2 separate regions of the Homo sapiens genome follow, and region 2 is linked to region 1. A link is an interaction called in ENCODE POLR2A ChIA-PET data of the cell type or tissue named here. Cell type or tissue: OCI-LY7. All regions are shown on one strand. Links, peaks and the distances in the headings refer to the core of each region. The heading gives the core; the rest is flanking DNA. Region 1 has its middle 2.1 kb from the start of SMPDL3B. Region 2 overlaps PPP1R8 (protein phosphatase 1 regulatory subunit 8).

What was found. Peaks named below come from ENCODE experiments on the same cell type or tissue, not always from the same donor. Only the 100,000 strongest peaks of a DNase experiment are listed, where the experiment ranks them.
Region 2: POLR2A ChIA-PET joins it to region 1 with 6 read pairs; 8 of 35 experiments call an interaction of 5 or more read pairs at or near these places.

What each region holds. Positions count from the first base shown.
Region 1 is chr1:27,931,450-27,934,258 of GRCh38, forward strand. No RefSeq gene overlaps it. Among named protein-coding and RNA genes, the nearest start is that of SMPDL3B, 2.1 kb to the right of the region's middle. In OCI-LY7, for the core only: no CTCF peak of the experiment used is centred there; no DNase peak of the experiment used is centred there.
Region 2 is chr1:27,839,979-27,842,787 of GRCh38, forward strand. PPP1R8 (protein phosphatase 1 regulatory subunit 8) reads left to right here. Exons shown (of 7, transcript NM_014110.5): 4 at 1,036-1,256. Among named protein-coding and RNA genes, the nearest start is that of PPP1R8, 11 kb to the left of the region's middle. In OCI-LY7, for the core only: no CTCF peak of the experiment used is centred there; no DNase peak of the experiment used is centred there.

The DNA of each region.
Region 1 (2,809 bases), core at 261-2,760:
CCTACTTAGAATGGGGTTTAAAAATACAGTTAGAGGCCAGGCGTGGTGGCTCAAGCCTGTAATCCTAGTACTTTGGGAGGCCGAGGCGGGCGGATCATGGGGTCAGGAGTTCGAGACCATCCTGGCCAACATGGTGAAACCCTGTCTCTACTAAAAATACAAAAAAATTAGCCGGGCTTGGTGGCGGGCACCTGTAGTCCCAGCTACTCGGGAGGCTGAGGCAGGAGAATGGCGTGAACCCGGGAGGCGGAGCTTGCAGTGAGCCGAGATGGCACCACTGCACTCCAGCCTGGGGGACAGAGCCAGACTCCGTCTCAAAAAAAAAAAAAAAAAAAATACAGTTAGAACAGGAACTACTCAACCAATTACCCAGCCACAGCCTCTTCAGTTCCTCCCTACTACTAGTTACCAGTTCCTAAGCGTAGCCCCTTACAGCTTTTCACCAAGACTTCTGCTATGGTTTAAATGCTTGTTCGCTCTAAAGCTGGTGTTATAATTGGTTACCATTATGGAGGTATTGGGAGGTTGGACCTTTAGAAGGTGATTGGGCCATCAGGGCTCCACTCTCATGAGTGGGAGTAATGCTGTTACAAAAGGGCAAGTTTGGTCTTCTTTTGTCTTGGCCCTTTGCCAAGACATGCCATGTGAGGACTCAGCCTTTCTCCTCTCCAGAGGATGCAGCATGCAAGGCATCATCTTGGAAGAAGCGAATGGCCTTACCAGACACCCAGCCTGCTGGTGCCTTGATCTTACACTTTCCAGCCTGCAGAACTGTGAGCCAATACACTTCTGCTCTTTATTAAATACTCAGTCTCAGGTATTCTGTTATAACAGCACAGAAAGGACTATGACAACTTCCCTGCCTTAGCCTCCTTGCTTGCTGGTTTCCCCAAAAATCCATCTTCCACAGAGCCAGTGCATCTTTCTAAAATGCAAATTAGGTTGTGTCTCTGCCATAGCTCCCCACAGCTCTCAGCTCAAACAGCTGAGCACAACCTGGCTCCTGCCTGCTTCCCCAGGCTTAGCACCCCAAGCCCAATATCACCCAACTCAGCTCTCTGGGATGATTCAGCTCCTTCTGCCTGGGATACCCTCCTCCCCAGCTTTCTCCTTTTCCTGCTAACTCCTACTTGTAAATTAAGGTTAAGCTGGTGGGACAACCATATCTTACGTGCTTTGCCATGCAAAACAACAGGAAAGACCCAAGACCACCTGAGAAGTCTTCTTCCCCAAAAGTCAAACCTGAATGTCATCAAACCCTTGGCTGTAACTATCAGTTTACAGGAAATATGGGGGACAGAGGAATATGTTAAATGACACCACCAGAAAGGAATCAGCCAAATCCTCCAGAATGTGGGAAATTCACAGGACAAAGAACAAGGAAAAAATGGGGAGAGGGCAGGAGAGCTACAAATTAAGGGAGACTTAAGAGACACATCTACCAAATGCAATGTGTGGACCTTGTTTGGACCCTGATTTGAAAGAACCCGCTGTAAAAAAAAAAAAAAAAAAAAAGAGACATCAGGGAAATTTGGTGACATCAGGGAAACTGACCACATATCTGCCTGGTGGAAGTAAGGAATTACTGTTTTTCTTTTTCTTTCTTTTTTTTTTTGAGGTGGAGTCTCGCTCTGTCGCCCAGGCTAGAGTGCAGTGGCACTATCTCGGCTCACTGCAAGCTCCGCCTCCCGGGTTCAAGTGATTCTCCTGCCTCAGCCTCCCAAGTAGCTGGGATTACAGGTGTGAGCCACCACGCCTGGTGGAATTACTATTTTTTTTTTTAGATCTGATAATGTGTTAGAAAAAGAGAGTCCTAGCCGGGTGCAGTGGCTCACGCCTGTAATCCCAGCACTTTGGGAGGCCAAGTTGGGCAGATCACCTGAGGTTGGGAGTTTGAGACCAGCCTGACCAATATGGAGAAACCCCATCTCTACTAAAAATACAAAATTAGCCAGGTGTGGTGGCGCATGCCTGTAATACCAGCTACTCGGGAGGCAGAGACAGGATAATCACTTGAACCCGGGAGGCCGATTTTGCGGTGAGCCGAGATCCTGCCATTGCACTCCAGCCTGGGCAACAAGAGTGAAACTCCATCTCAAAAAAAAAAAAAAAAAGAAAGAAAGAAAAAGAGAATCCTTACCTTTTAGAGATAAATACTGTTTACGTTCAAGATGATATGATCACTGGAATTTAACATCATACAGTGAGGGCCAGGTATGATAGCTCACACCTGTCAGCCCAGTGCTTTGGGAGGCTGAGGTGGGAGGATCACTTGAAGCCAGGAGTTTGGGACCAGCCTGAGTAATGTAGTGAGATGCTGTTTCTAAAAAAAAAAAAAAAAAAAGCCAGGTGAGGTAGCGAGTGCCTATAGTTCCAGCTATTCCAGAGGTTGAAGCAGGAAGATAGGAAGATAGCTTGAGTCCAGGAGCTCGAGGCTGCAGTGAGCTATTATTATCTTGCCACTGCACTCTAGCCTGGGTGGCAGAGTGAGACAACCCCCTTCTTTTTTTTTTTTTTTTTTTTTTTTGAGACAGAGTCTTGCTCTATCACCCAGGCTGGAATGCAATGATGCAATCTTGGCTTACTGCAACTTCTACCTCCCAGGCTCAAGGGATCCTCCTGCCTCAGCCTCCCAAGTAGCTGGACTATAGACATGTATTACCATGCCCAGCTAATTTTTTTATTTTTTGTAGAGATGGTGTTTCACTATGTTGCTCAGGATGGCCTCAAACTCCTGGGCTCAAGCGATCCTCCTGCCTTAGCCTACCAAAGTGCTGGGATTACAGACATGAGCCACTGCACCCAGCCT
Region 2 (2,809 bases), core at 1-2,500, 92 kb before region 1:
GAGCCCAGGAGGTGGAGGTTGCAGCGAGCCATTATCGCATGACTGTACTCCAGTCTGGGTGACGAAGCAAGCCCTACCTCAAAAAAATAAAAATAAAATACTCCATAAGTATTAATTAATTGAAGTATCCATAAGCATACACCAATTAATAAGAGTTTAAACTTCGCCTAAGATAATCCACAGAAATGCAATTGAGATTTAACTGCATGGGGCCCTGAAGTTTGTTCATTTTGCCCGTGTGTGAATACAGTGTAAAATGTAAAGGGTCCTGCTTCCTGGGCATATCATGTTGGACTCCACCACTCTCCTACTACCATACGCAGAAACATACACTCACACATCACCCTAATCTGCTTATATAAGGGTCTTGGAGAGCTTTGTCTCGCAAATACTTATCTTTTCTCTCCCATTTTATAACATGCAGAATGCCAACAGGGGAAAATATTCAGAATCTATAGTAGGATTTTGGCTTGCTTTGGCATTGATATTGCACCTGTTTCAGCCAAGCTCTTTCTTGTCCTGGGGAAAACCTAAGCATAACTGCCACCAGGCCAGCAATTTCTATATTCTTTTGACTTGGAGCTGGAGAGGGAAAACTACAGTGATGTCCAGCTCCTGCTTTGGGAGGCGTGGCTTCTGCTGGGTTGGAGCCATTCTTATTTGACCCAGAATGGAGCCAAGCCTGTATGGCAGCAGAGAACGGTCAGTGGTATTTGTTATCTGGGGGAACAACAGGTCTGAGGATATAAGAAACCCACCGAGGAGATTCAAGGCTCAGTGAGGGAGTTTCCTTCTCACTGTAACACATGATGGATGTGGTGGACCCAGTGCCATTTTCATTTTTTAAAAAGCTGGAGTTTCTGACCATGATCCTGACTATGGCATTTTTAAAATAAATTAAAAACAGACAAAAAAGCAAAACTGATGTGCTGGGGGGAAGCTGACCTGATAAGAGAGTTGGCGATCATACTCTTCCTTCTAAAACTCAGGTTGTTTTTGTTTTCCCCCTTACGTTTCTGATTTGGTTATTCCCAGCACACGGCACTTTCTTGGGTCACATTCGGTTGGAACCTCACAAGCCTCAGCAAATTCCCATCGATTCCACGGTCTCATTTGGCGCATCCACAAGGGCATACACTCTGCGCGAGAAGCCTCAGACATTGCCATCGGCTGTGAAAGGAGATGAGAAGATGGGTGGAGAGGATGATGAACTCAAGGGCTTACTGGGGCTTCCAGAGGAGGAAACTGAGCTTGATGTAATTCCCTGTTTATGTCATTGTTTTGTCTTTGGGGACCCTGGTTTTTGGAGTATACAGCTGTTCTATGTAGCTGGAAATGCCAGTGACTTAGCAGCAGGGGGTTCTCTTGAGTCCAGTAATGGGCCTTTGGCAATCTGGTGTGGCCAGCTGTGACAGCTCTCGGAGAGCCACATTGTATGGATTTGGTTGTGTATCACCAGGCCTAACAAGGAGGCTGAGTCCCAGCCACTAGTCTCCTTGAGCTGTTTTGTGCACCTTCACTGGCTGTTAGAAGCTAAGACTGGAAGCTACATTTCTCTGTCCCTTGACTGCTTAGAGCTAATGCTGTCCAATATGGTAGCCACTAACAATATTTCAAGTATTATGTAGTCACATATGGCTAGTGGCTGCTATGTTGGCTAGTGCAAAGAGAGAATGTTTTCATCCTCACAGAAAGTTCTGTCAGACAGCACTGGCTTAGAGAGACTGACATTTTCATTCATTCATGTAGCTTTTTTTGGTGCTATCTGAACAGTCCAGGAATCTTCTGAATAGAGCCAGACTGCTTTTGTTCTTCCATGGGCCTCGCTGTCCTGAGGGCCATGAATTTTATAAGATTTAATTTTAAGGTGCTAGAAGTTTTCCTTTTTTGAAACTGACCCCAGTAGTTTGGTGTGGCTATAGTCCTTTACATAGCTGTCACTGCACTGGTGTGATTGGTCTGTTCAAATAGACCAAATGCAATCATGTCCTTAACCACCCACCTGCATTTACTATTCCTGTACACCAAGGCAGTTTCCTGGCTCTTAGGAAGAAAAGCACGATAGAAATTGTACAACTTAGGCCGGGCACAGTGGCTCATGTTTGTAACCCCAGCACTTCGGGAGGCCGAGGTGGGCGGATCACCTGAGGTCAGGAGTTCGAGACCAGCCTGGCCAACATGGAGAAACCCCATCTCTACTAAAAATACAAAAAATTAGCTGGGTGTGGTGGTGCATGCCTGTAATCCCAGCTACTCAGGAGGCTGAGGCAGGAGAGTCACTTGCACCTGGGAGGTGGAGGTTGTGGTGAGCCAAGATCGCGCAGTTGCACTCCAGCCTGGGCAACAAGAGCGAAACTCCGTCTCAAAAAAAAAAAAAAAAAAGAGAAATTTTACAATTAAGAAGTCGTTTTGTTTTGAAGAAGTGGCTTCATAGCCAGGGACCTTGCTGTTGCCCATTTCCCCTTTAGGCCACCTTATCCAGGCTGCTGCTATACTTCCATGGCTTTTAGTTCAGTATGTTAGGTACTCCCTGGATCTTCATTCTTAAGACATTTAGAATATCTCAAACTTGTGGTTTGTACCAGAAAGGAATAATTTCAGTGGATTGGGAAGAGGCAAGCAACAGAGCTAAGGCCAAGTTAATTATTGAGATAGTTATGAATAGAATTGGGGCCAGACACAGGATGGGGCATGACAAAATATTAACGCCAAAAATTAAGTGCACTAGCAGTGTCCTTAATTTTGAAGGAGAAAGCTACTAGGAAGGAAGCAGCCAGTTGTCCTTTTTCATCTCAATTTTGTTACTTAA